Linked DNA regions of Homo sapiens: region 2 is linked to region 1. A link is a contact called in ENCODE Hi-C or POLR2A ChIA-PET data. All regions are on one chromosome and are shown on one strand. Each heading gives the region's core, a stretch centred on a gene start or an enhancer-like site at or near the end of the contact. The rest is flanking DNA. Distances are from core to core; before and after follow the strand shown.

Region 1 (6,118 bases), core at 3,357-5,856:
GGAATGATAGTTACTGGCGATTTCCAGGGTAAGATGTTCTAGGATCAGGTACACATTGCGCACCATCTCCCAGCACAGCTCTCTCCACAGGCACCCTCCTCTTTCAGGTCTCTGTCCAAATGCCACCTCCTTAACCAATCTTCCCCCACCTCATCTCATTCAGCTTTTTAATTTTCTTCATATCACTACTGCAATCTTTTCTTTTTCCAAAAATTGTTTTTAAAAAAATAAAACCACGAAATATATATAAAATAATATTTACAAAATATATGTATGGCATGAAAAGTAACGACGCAATAAACATTCTCACATTTACTCCCCAATCCCTCCCCTGCGTCTGACCCTCTGCCATTCCATGTTCTTCCTCCTACCTCACTGGAAACCACTATCCTAAGTTTCTGTTTATCATTTCCCTCCCCTGCCCTCCCCTCCCCTTCCCTCTTTCTCTCTTTCTTTCCTTCCTTCTTTCTTTTTTCTTTTTTTTGAGAGAGTCTTGCTGTGTCGCCCAGGCTGGAGTGCAGTGGCACAATCTCGCCCCACTGCAACCTCTGTCTTCTGGGTTCAAGCTGTTCTCCCACCTCAGCCTTCCCAGTAGCTGGGATTACAGGCATGTGCCACCACACCCAGCTAATTTTTTGTATTTTTAGTAGAGACAGGGTTTCACCATGTTGGCTAGGCTGGTCTCCAACTCCTGACCTCAAGTGATCCACCCATCTTGGCCTCCCAAAGTGCTGGGATTACAGGTGTGAGCCACCGCGCCCAGCCTATCATTCTCTTTTCAATATAGTTTTACCCTGTATAAGGTAGGACTATATTATTTTTACTCCTAAATAATACATTGTGTGTTTTTCCATATTTTAAAACTTTAGGGTCGGGCGTGGTGGCTCACACCTGTAATCCCAGCACTTTGGGAGGCCGAGGTGGATGGATCACAAGGTCAGGAGTTCAAGACCAGCCTAGCCAAGATGGTGAAACCCTGTCTATACTAAAAACTACAAAAATTAGCCAGGTGCAGGCCGGGTGCAGTGGCTCACGCATGTAATCCCAGCACTTTGGGAGGCCGAGATGGGTGGATCACTTGAGGTCAGGAGTTTGAGACCAGCCTGACCAACATGGTAAAACCCCATCTCTACTAAAAATACAAAATATTAGCCAGCTGTGGTGGCGGGCGCCCGTAATCCCAGCTACTCAGGAGGCTGAGGCAGGAGAATTGCTTGAAACTGGGAGGCAGAGGTTGCAGTGAGCCGAGATCGCACCACTGTACTCCAGCCTGGGCGACAGAGTGAGACTCAGTCTTAAAAAAAAAAAAAAAAAAATTAGCTGGGTGTGGTGGCAGGTGCCTGTAATCCCAGCTACTCGGGAAGCTGAGGCAGGAGAATCGCTTGAACCCGGGCGGTAGAGGTTGCAGTGAGCCAAGATGGCGCCACTGCACTCCAGCCTGGGCGACAGAGCGAGACTCTGTCTCAAAAAAAAAAAAACAAAAAACAAAAAACAAACAAACAAAAAAACTTTAGGCAAATGGAATCATTCTCAATGGTTCCCCCCCGCCCCCAGATTGAACTGTTATTTGTAGCTCTAATTCTTTCATTTTCCCTGCTATAATATATTCTTCTATATGCATTTACTCTCATTTTTTTTTAAATCTACTCTTCTGTTTATGGACAGGTTATTCCTGCTTTCTGCCATTAAGAACAATGTTGCGTTACCTTACTGTAGACACTTGTTAATTACAAAAGAAAACAAATGAAGTAGGGAAAACAGACATCACCTTAATAAAGTGATCAAAATTAACACAGACAAGGGGTGGGCATTGTGTTATTTAGATTTTACACCTGAGACGGATGGCACATTGCTTCTGTGGCATTCTAGCCAAAGAGCTTAATCTGAATTTAGTCATGAGCTTAATCTGAATTTAGTCATGAGCTTAATCTGAATTTAGTCATGAGGAAACATCAGGAAAACCTCAAATGAGGAACTTTTTATAAAGTTAACTGGCCTGTGTTCTTTAAAAAAAAAAAAAAAAAAAGGCCAGGCGCGGTGGCTCATGCCTGTAATCCCAGCACTTTAGGAGGCCGAGGCAGGTGGATCATGAGGTCAGGAGTTTGAGACCAGACTGACCAATACGGTGAAACCAGTCTCTACTAAAAATACAAACATTAGCCTGGCATGGTGGCACGGGCCTGTAATCTTAGCTACTCAGGAGGCTGAGGCAGGAGAATCGCTTGAACCCTGGAGGTGGAGATTGCAGTGAGCTGAGATCATGCCATTGCACTCCAGCCTCTGCAGCAGAGCGAGACTCCATCTCAAAACAAAACAAAAAACAAAAAAAAGACTTTATTTTTTAGAGTGGTTTTAGATTCATAGCGAAACTGAGCGGAAACTACAGAGTTCAAATATACTCCATGACCCTACAACATGCGCAAGCTCCCCCACTGTCAATGTCTTGCACTAGAATGGTACATTTGTTACAATCAATGAACCTACATCAACACATCGTTATCACCCAAAGTCCGGTTTACATTAGGGCTCACTCTTAGTGTTGTACATATTATGGATTTTAACAAATGTATAGCATATATCCACCATTATACTATCATATAGAATAGTTTCACTGCTCCAATAATCCTGTCCTCTACCCATTCATTCCTCCCTTTCCATAATTCTCAGCAACCACTGATCCTTTTACTGTCTCCATAGTTTTGCCTTTTCCAGAATGTCATTTGGCTGGAATCACACAGTATGTAGCCTTTTCAGTTTGGCTTCTTTCAACCAGTAATATGCATTTAAGACTTCTCCATGTCTTTTCATGGCTTGATAGCTCATTTCTTTTTGGCTTGGAATAAAATTCCATTGTGTGTATATACCACAGTTTATGTATCCACTTACCCACTGAAGGACATCTTGGTTGATTCCAAGTTATGGTAATTGTGAATAAAGTTGCTACAAACATCCATTCGCAGGTGTGTGCATAAGTTTTAACCCATTTGGGTAAATACCAAGAAGTGCAATTTCTGGATTGTATGAGTAGAGTATGCCTAGTTTTGTAAGAAACGGCCCAACTGTCTTCTAAACTGTATGTACCATTTTGCATTGCCACTATCAATGAATGAGAGTTCCTGTTGCTCCACATCCTTGTCAGCATGTGACGTTGTCAGTGTTTTGGATTTTGTAGTGGTATCTCATTGCTGTTTTGGCCTATATTTTTCAAAAATGACAACGGCATGACAAGAAAAGCCGAGGAACCAGTTTAAAGGATATGAAATAGACTAGATGTAACAGTGATCACGGATGGACTGCATCCTAAGAGAAAAAAGTGCCATGAAAGACATAATTGGAACAGCTGACATAACCGGAAATGGAACATGATTAAAGTCTTCTATCAGTATTAAATTTCCTAAATTTGATTGTCTGGTAGTTTCATTCTTAGGACATACATACTGAAAGACTAAGGGGTTGGGCACGGTGGCTCACGCCTGTAATCCCAGCACTTTGGGAGGCAGAGGCAGGTAGATCACCTAAGGTCAGGAGTTCAAGAACAGCCTGGCCAACATGGCAAAACCTCATCTCTAGTAAAAAATAGAAAAATTAGCCAGGTATGGTGGTGTGTGCCTATGATCCCAGCTACTCGGGAGGCTAAGGCAGGGAGAATTGCTTGAACCCGGGAGGCGGAGGTTGCAGTGAGCCGAGATCGCGCCACTGCACTCCAGCCTGGGTGACAGGGCGAGACTCCGTCTCAAAAAAAAAAAAAGGAAAAAAAAAAAGAAAAAAAAAAGACTAACGGACAGTGGGCCTGATACATGCAACCTATCTCAAATGAGTCAGAAAAAAATGTAAAGATAGAAATGTGGTATAACGTTAGCAACTTGTGAATCTTGATGAAGGGTATATAGGAACTTTTTGTACTGTTTTTGCAGCTTTCTTGTAAATTATTTCAAGATTTAAAAGTTTAAAGATTTTTTAAAAGTGCTGCCATTAACATTCCATCCATATTTTTTGATGCACACGCGCAAGCTTCTCCAGCATATTCCACCGAATGGTGTTGCAGATTCATAAGGTGTGCACATCTTCAACCTGACTAGCTATACAGTTTACAAAGTGCTGACATCCTTATTAATTTTATTTTTGCACTGTCTTTTTCTCTCACTAAAATTTAAGGTTGGGCAGTGCTATTAAAAGTGCGGCCCTTGGGCCCGCAGCATTAGCCTCATCAGGGTGCTGGTTAAACACACAAATCGTCAGACCTCCACCCCAGACTTTCTGAATCAGAAACTCTGGGGGCACAGCCCAGGAATCTTCGTTTTCACAAACCTCCAAACGAATATAAAGATCGTAGATTATATAGACCGTAGGGCCGATGTATATAATCTATTAGGGCCGCGTCGGCCTTGCAGGCGGGTCTCCAAGTGAATGAGCGGCAGAGTCCCATCATGCGCATCAGCCTGCGTGAACCAGTGCGCAGCGCGCCTTTCCCGGGCACCCTCTAGGTGCTGGCAGCTGGCGCCCAGATCCCCCGGCTGGGTGGGGAGGGGCGGCCGGACGGGGCGGGCCGGAGGCTGGCGTCCCCGCCCCGAAAGCACTGGGCCCGCCGCGTCGCACCGTCCTCTTTCCTTTCCTTCTCCCTCCCCTTTTCCCTTCCTTCGTCCCTTCCTTCCTTCCTTTCGCCGGGCGCGATGGAGCCGGGGCGCCGGGGGGCCGCGGCGCTGCTAGCGCTGCTGTGCGTGGCCTGCGCGCTGCGCGCCGGGCGCGCCCAATACGAACGCTACAGCTTCCGCAGCTTCCCACGGGACGAGCTGATGCCGCTCGAGTCGGCCTACCGGCACGCGCTGGACAAGTACAGCGGCGAGCACTGGGCCGAGAGCGTGGGCTACCTGGAGATCAGCCTGCGGCTGCACCGCTTGCTGCGCGACAGCGAGGCCTTCTGCCACCGCAACTGCAGCGCCGCGCCGCAGCCCGAGCCCGCCGCCGGCCTCGCCAGCTATCCCGAGCTGCGCCTCTTCGGGGGCCTGCTGCGCCGCGCGCACTGCCTCAAGCGCTGCAAGCAGGGCCTGCCAGCCTTCCGCCAGTCCCAGCCCAGCCGCGAGGTGCTGGCGGACTTCCAGCGCCGCGAGCCCTACAAGTTCCTGCAGTTCGCTTACTTCAAGGCAAGTCCGCCTCGCCCCGTCCCAGGCCCCGGCCCCGCCCCTGACCCAGCCTCCAGGCCCTAGCCCCGCCCCTGCGCCCGGGGCCGCGTTGCCCCTCCAGTTCTAGACCTGGCTCCCTCCCATCCAGCCCTGCCAAAGGTCTCCTCCAAGTCCTGTCTCCTTCTTCATCTCAACTAGAGATGAAAATGCCTTTCTTGAAGGGTAACTCTAAGGTAGAGAATACGTACACAGAACGCAGTACAGCGCCAGGCACCCAACAAAGTGCCTGATAAATGTTCTCTGTTATTTGAGGGCAGACGCCTCTTTTCTGTATATACCATTAAAGTCGCCTTTTTTCTCAAGTGAGCGGTGACTTGCGATAATAAAGCAGAAGACCTGAGGAGCCGACAAGTACCTTTTATTTTTATTTTTTGTTGAGACAGGGTCTCACAGTCGCCCAGGCTGGAGTGCAGAGGCGCTATCATGGCTCACTGCAGCCTTGACCTCCTCAGGCTCAGGTGATCCTCCACCTCAGCCTCCTGAGTAGCTGGGATTATAGGCGCGCGCCACCACACCTAGCTAATTTTTTGGTATTTTCTGTAGAGACAGAGTTTCGCCACGTTGCCCAGGCTGATCTCGAACTCCCGGACTCAAGTGATCCTCCCACCTCGCCTCCCAGAGTTCTGGGATTACAGTCGTGAGCCATTGCACCCAGCTGACTAGTTCCTTTTAAAGAGGATGAAATTGAGGCCAGGGAAGGGCAGGGACTCCTTGCAAGGACACATCCCTGCTTAAAGGGGAACTCGTGCACCGTGAGTCATCAGGATTGGCCCTCTCCGCTGTTTCTCTCTTTCATCTAGAATTTAACACAGTTCACTGCCTCCTTTTAATGGCTGCTTAAGTTCTCTCTGTGATTGCTGGCTAAAAATAGCCACAAATTGCAGTTCTCTATCCTATGGGTTCTCACTCCGAGGACCCACAAGTTTTAAGAATGGTTA
Region 2 (6,233 bases), core at 3,216-5,715, 1.2 Mb before region 1:
TATTGTTAAGTAAGGCATTAGCAAGCTTAGAGATCTTATTTGTGTTTGTACATACACACACACATATACCCACACACCCGCATATATAACAGCATAAGAACTGATTTATAATACAATCTAACTGGAATTTCTAAAATGCCATTTGGGGTTGATATATAATAGACTCTGTGCTTTTAATTTATACCAAGTAAATGAGGGGACTATAATACCACCCCTGGAGACCCTGTAGGCTTTTGTAAAGGGAGTCAGAAAGTGTAAATGGACACAGAAGTACTAGGTTTTTTTTTTTATTTTGTTTTTTGTTTTTTTTTTCTTTAAGATGGAGTCTCTCTCTGTCGCCCAGGCTGGAGTACAGTGGCACGATCTCAGCTCACTACAACCTCCACCTCCCAGGTTCAAGCGATTCTCCTGCCTCAGCCTCCCGAGTAGCTGGGACTACAGGCGCACAACACCACACCTGGCTAATTTTTTGTATTTTTAGTAGAGATGGGGTTCCACCGTGTTAGCCAGGATGGTCTCGATCTCCTGAACTCGTGATCCACCTGCCTCAGCCTCCCAAAGTGCTGGGATTACAGGCGTGAGCCACCACGCCCGGCCCAAGTACTAGTTTTATAAACCTAAATAGGAGAAAAGCAAAATCAAACTATTCAACCTCTTTGTGCATGTATTAATTCAGGCTACCTTAGACTACTGTAGACCACAGGCTAACTCAGAAACAATTAGAAAACTGACTAACCAAGGTGAACACAACAAAATATATGTATATAAAACTCTGAAATAAAGATATTGTTACTGACAAGAAGCGTTTTTTCAGTGCCCAAATGTGCAATATGCAATTCTATGCCCCGATTCTGTCATATCTCTAACCCACCAAAATCTAGGAGAATGGGAGAACTCTCATATTCTCGGAGAACCAAGAACTAACCAGAGGCTATAACCACCATTTCTTCCTTCTTTATTTTTTGATTGTTTGTTTGCATGTTTGTTTTTGAGACGGAGTCTTGCTCTGTTGCCCAAGCTGGAGTGCAGTGGCACAATCTCAGCTCACTGAAACCTCTGCCTCCTGGGTTCAAGTGATTCTCCTGTGTCAGCTCCCAAGTGTTGGGATTATAGGCACCCGCCACCACACCAGGCTAATTTTTGTATTTTTAGTAGAGACAGGGTTTCTCCATGTTAGCCAGGCTGGTCTCGAACTCCTGACCTCAAGTGATCCACCCACCTCGGCCTCCCAAAGTGCTGGGATTACAGGCATGAGCCACTGCACCCAGCCTCTTCCTTTCATTTTTAAGACGGTCCTAACCAAGATCAGTTATCTCCCTAGAATAGCATTTCCCGAAAAGTGTTCAGAGGTATTGGTGAATAAAAGAGTGCTATCGCCAACTAAGTTTGGGAAACTGAGCCAAAATACATCTCTACCAAGTATCAATTTCTTTACTGTGTGACTTATCAGAGTCTGTAAATATGCTTGTATTCATTATGCAGCTCCAGAAGGATATGGCAGCAGGCAGTGTTTCCCAACCTTACTAACCACAGCACTCTTTTTGTCAGTATATCTCATGTGACTAGCATTCCATGGAACCCACTTTGGGAAATGTCACAGCAAAAATATATCCAAGATGGGACTCTGATTTCCCAGTATATGGAATTATTTGAGCCCGAGACTCTGGATTTTAGTATCAAATTTTCCTAGTTACCGCAAATGAGGTGTTCTAAATATGAAGACTAGAACTAGAACTCACTTGACCCACTACAAATGCCCAACTAGTCATTAGCCATGTGCAACTATTTAACTTAAAATGATTATAAAATTAAATAAAATAAAAAATTCAATCCCTCAGTCATGCTGATCACATTTCAAGCACTCAATAGCCACATGTGGCTACTGGCTACCATATTGGACAACATACCTATATATCATTGCCATCACTGCTGAAGGTTCCATTGAACAGCATTACACTAGAGTATAAGCTCCCTGTGTTTACGGGGATGTGTCTATTGTGTTTTGTTTTGTTTGGTTTTGTTTTTTCCCTTTGAGACAGAGTCTCACTCTGTCGCCCAAGCTCCGTGCTGGAGTGCAGTGGCACAATCAGAGCTCACTGTAACCTTGAACTCCTGGCCTCAAAGCACAGGTATTACAGGTGTGAACCACTACCATGCCTGTTGTCTTCTATCGTATCCTCATCTGCATCCAGTGCACTGCTTTGAACACATTTTTTTTTTTAATAAATAGCCATTGAATGGTAACAGGGGGGAAAAAAAACCATTACCATGAATAAAATTTCCTCTTATTGGTGGTTTCCTGGAGTTGTTCCCTTCCACTTCGCCTCCCAACTCCTGTCCTCAAATTCTCTGGTGACCTTCAGGTGTTCATCACAGCACTATTCACAATAGCAAAGACATGGAATCAACTTAAGTGCCTGTCAATGGTGGACTGGATATATAAAATGTGGTACACATATATCATGGAATACTACCCAGCCATAAAAAAATAATCATTTCCTTTGTAGCAACATGGATACAGCTGGAGGCCATTATCCCAAGCGAATTAATGCAGGAACAGAAAACCAAATGCCGCATATTCTCACTTATATGTGTAAGCTAAACATTGGGTACTAATGGACATAATGGTGGCAACAATAAAAACTTGGGGCGACTAAAGTAGGGAAGGAGAGGGAGCAAGGGTTGAAAAACTATCGCATACCATGCTCAGTGCCTAGGTGACAGGATCATTCATACCTCAAACGTGAGCATCACTCAGTACACCCAGGTAACAAACCTGCCCGTGTACCTCCAAATCTAAAATAAAAGTTGAAAAAAAATTATCTGTAACCAACCACGCAACACCCTTTAAGAGAAATCCAGGCCGGGAGTGGTAGCTCACGCCTGTAATCCCAGCACTTTGGGAGGACGAGGTGGGCAGATCACCTGAGGTCAGGAGTTCAAGACCAGCCTGACCAATACGGCGAAACCCCGTCTCTACTAAAAAATATAAAAAATTAGCCAGGTGTGGTGGTGGGAGCCTGTAATCCCAGCTACTCGGGAGGCTGAGGCAAGAGAATCGCTTGAACCCGGGAGGTGGAGGTTGCAGTGAGCCAAGATCGCACCATTGCACTCCAGCCTGGGTGACAAGAGTGAAACTCCGTCTCAAAAAAAAAAAAAAAAAAAGAATCCAGCACTGTCTCCAGGAGGGAAATAATTAATGTACAATAAGTATGCATGTATTTATTTTGATACTGATCAAATTCTATCCAAAAGGCTATAGCACACAAACATGGATGCACTGATACTGGCTTCTACATTCTAGAACCCAAAATAAGTTAACATGCAGAAATCAATGTGCATATTTTGTACAGCTTCCTACTCACCTATTTCCCCAATTCTAAAGTCACGTAAAATGTTCCTTCTTGGTTTGTCTTCCTAATTGGGTGATTTGGCAAGTGTAGAGTGAGTGGCCACCCCACTGCCTCTAAAAACAGAGGAGTCAAGTGTAACAACAGGTTGGTTATAAGCATTATGATGCCTTTGTTCTCATGAGCAGTCAGAAGTAAAATATCTGACACCTTTTTTCATGCACCAAACCTCACTCTAAATTGACTCTTAGTCTTTTATCACCCACCCCCACAAATGATCATTTTCCACAGTCCATGGCTCACCAATGAGTAAGCTAATCAATACAGTAAAAATGTAAATGTTTGTTCCACTCAGTACTCTTAAATATTGGAGTGGACACTTTCAAAATCACCTTTCCCTGATAACATAAAAGCTCTCTAAATCCCTGATTAATTACTTCTCAGGCACCTGTTAATCTCCCTCGCTGTTTCCAATTAACAAAATCAAAACCAACAGGTTTTAACATTCTTGCCAAAAAGACCAATTGTGTTGATTCATCCACCTGGCCCTCTCCTGAAAATGGTTGCTTATCTCTGCTTTCCATCTTTAACTGTTTAATAAATGTTTTTATTGTAAGCCGGGACTCCTATTAAGATATGCAGACTAAATATATCTCTTTTGTTCTAATATTTAGATTTCAAAAAATCGATTTCAAGCCTCTCCAAAAGCATTTCTTCTAAATAATGTGAGGCTGTGCCTCCTTGCATTACTTTACTTCCCTTGTGCACATCAATAATGAGATTCCAGGAGGAGGTCAATAGGACACTGGAGAATAAGACAAGACAAAGTCGGTGTCACAGCCGGGGTTCAGCATCCCACCGGTGCCCACACTAGGCCCCACACAAGAAATTACACGACAGTTACAGCGTTCATGTGAGGTGGGGCCAAGGGCCTTGGCAAAGGAATTTCAGTGTCCAACTCCACTAGGAGTCCCAACCAAATGAGAAAGTAATTCAATCTTTACAGTCTTTATAGTGAAAAGCTATTAACGAGGTGTCTTTTGCTATGTTGTGAAAAATGAAAAGAATAAATCCTTACTGCTTGACTAGAGAAAAAAAGTACATTCAAGAGCCTCTGTTAATTTACATGATGGGTAGTTTAGCACACCTGGCTGCAGACAAGTGCAACCTATGCAAATAGGTAACCCCCAGCTGAAAGACTACAGACACCCAAACCTCCTACTCACAAGTATGCTTTGTTTTTATCAAGCAACCAGCTTTTGAGAGTCTCTCTGAACCTATTCTGGTTCTGGAGGCTGCCTGATTTAAAACACAAAAAGAGAAAAGAAACTAGCTGTTGAGATAGGAAGGAGCACCTTGGAAGGTACAAACTGATCTAGTATGCTGACAATCAATCAATCAATACCTCAAAACATGTAACCTTGACTGGACTAACGCACTCTTTTTTCCTCTTGGCTTCCAGTAGGATTACTGCACTAATTCCCAAGAGCTGCTGAAGTATGAGGCTGACTTTGCTCCTCGGTTTTGTTATCAGCCTTAGTTAAGGTGTTTGAGAGAAACAGATACTTAAAATGTGTGATTACAGTTTAAAACATCAAGGGACTCTGATTAAATCTTTAAGTGGTGCTAACAGCCTTAATAACTTTAATTTGTTAAATTTAGAAACTAAGTGAGGTTAATCAATGAATAAGTGAAACCATTTTTGACATGAAAATTACTACTTTATAAATAAAAATTTATCTACAAGTTGAGCTTAAAGTTCAAGAAATACTAGGTTTTAAAATTTACTATTTTAATAAACTAATAATTGAAAAAGAACAACTTACTATAAATATCATTCCAAACAAAAGCCCTCCTCAGTTATTAAAAACACAATGACAATTCACTTAACCTTTATGCCAGTATTTTAAACTTTCTCTTTTGCTTTAAAAAATAGTAATAATGACAAAGTTAAAAGACAGCAAGACAAGTCCCTGAAAGTGAAACAAAAACATCTAGAAGACACACACTGGAGTTGTTTTTTCTTTTCTTTTTTTTTTTTTTAAAGAGACAGGGTCTCATTCTGTTGCCCAGGCCAGAGTACAGTGGTATGATCATAGCTCACTGTAGCCTCGAACTCCTGGGCTCAAACGATCCTCCTGCCTCAGCCTCCTGAGGAGTGAGCTACCATGCCTGGCTCCAGAGCAGTTTTGTGTCTAAAGAGTTTGGAATGGAAAATCACCTCAGAAAGGAAAAGGGTTAATGAGATAGTAAGGCGGTCATCACTGGGACCACTGCTGACCAAACAGGAAACAAATGAAAGTAAGCAAGTCACTGGCCCCACTACCTCCAGCCCAAGCCTATAAGGATAGGAAAGCAAAGTCAGTGTATGGGGTAGACCAGGTGAGACCATGGCAACAGGGGCCCACATACCCCATTTCCTGTGCCATGTGGAATGCAGGCCCACTACTGCTAGACCATCTATTAATAAATCTTCCAAAAAATTTCAGACAGTGGTAATTTGTACATATTCAGATGTTTAAGGGAAAGCATTTGATTTTTAAATCATGGCAACTAGTGATGGAAAACATTTGCACAAGCAAAACAAAACACATATGCAGGCCACAAATAGCCCATCCAAAGCCCATTTGTGGTTTCGATCTACAAGATAAAGTCAAACTTCACAGCATGAGGCACTCACAGCCTGGATCTCACCTGCCTACCAACTGCCCCCAGTCACACCCTATGTCAAACATCCTGCAACTCCTGAAGATGATTCCAAATGCTGGGCTTTTGCTCATACTGTACCTTCTACCCAGAATGCCCTGCCCAGACCACCTGGAAAGATCGCCTCTTTCATGGACTGTGTCCTCCTGCCCTCAGGTAGACTCAACCACTCCTTTC

The links. A loop is a pair of places that touch in the nucleus more often than their neighbours do. ChIA-PET counts read pairs that join two places held with the same protein, here RNA polymerase II (POLR2A). Pooled maps may share reads with other maps.
Region 2: a loop to region 1 is called in a pooled map, with 5 times the contacts of the local background. The contact joins the enhancer-like site here to the promoter of CRTAP in region 1. A Hi-C loop is called at or near these places in 1 of 50 pooled maps. POLR2A ChIA-PET finds 5 or more read pairs at or near these places in 2 of 52 experiments (GM10248 and activated T-cell).

What each region holds. Positions count from the first base shown.
Region 1 is chr3:33,109,408-33,115,525 of GRCh38, forward strand. It overlaps CRTAP (cartilage associated protein), which reads left to right and starts at 4,607. Exons shown (of 7, transcript NM_006371.5): 1 at 4,607-5,141. The coding sequence starts at 4,671. RefSeq lists enhancers at 2,228-2,437, 5,318-6,118 and silencers at 4,437-4,736, 5,177-5,366.
Region 2 is chr3:31,912,951-31,919,183 of GRCh38, forward strand. All of the region lies in intron 1 of OSBPL10 (oxysterol binding protein like 10), which reads right to left. Among named protein-coding and RNA genes, the nearest start is that of OSBPL10, 65 kb to the right of the region's middle. Within about 2 kb of position 4,466, at least 2 of the 41 ENCODE cell types and tissues checked have a DNase peak (open chromatin) inside an H3K27ac peak, as active enhancers do.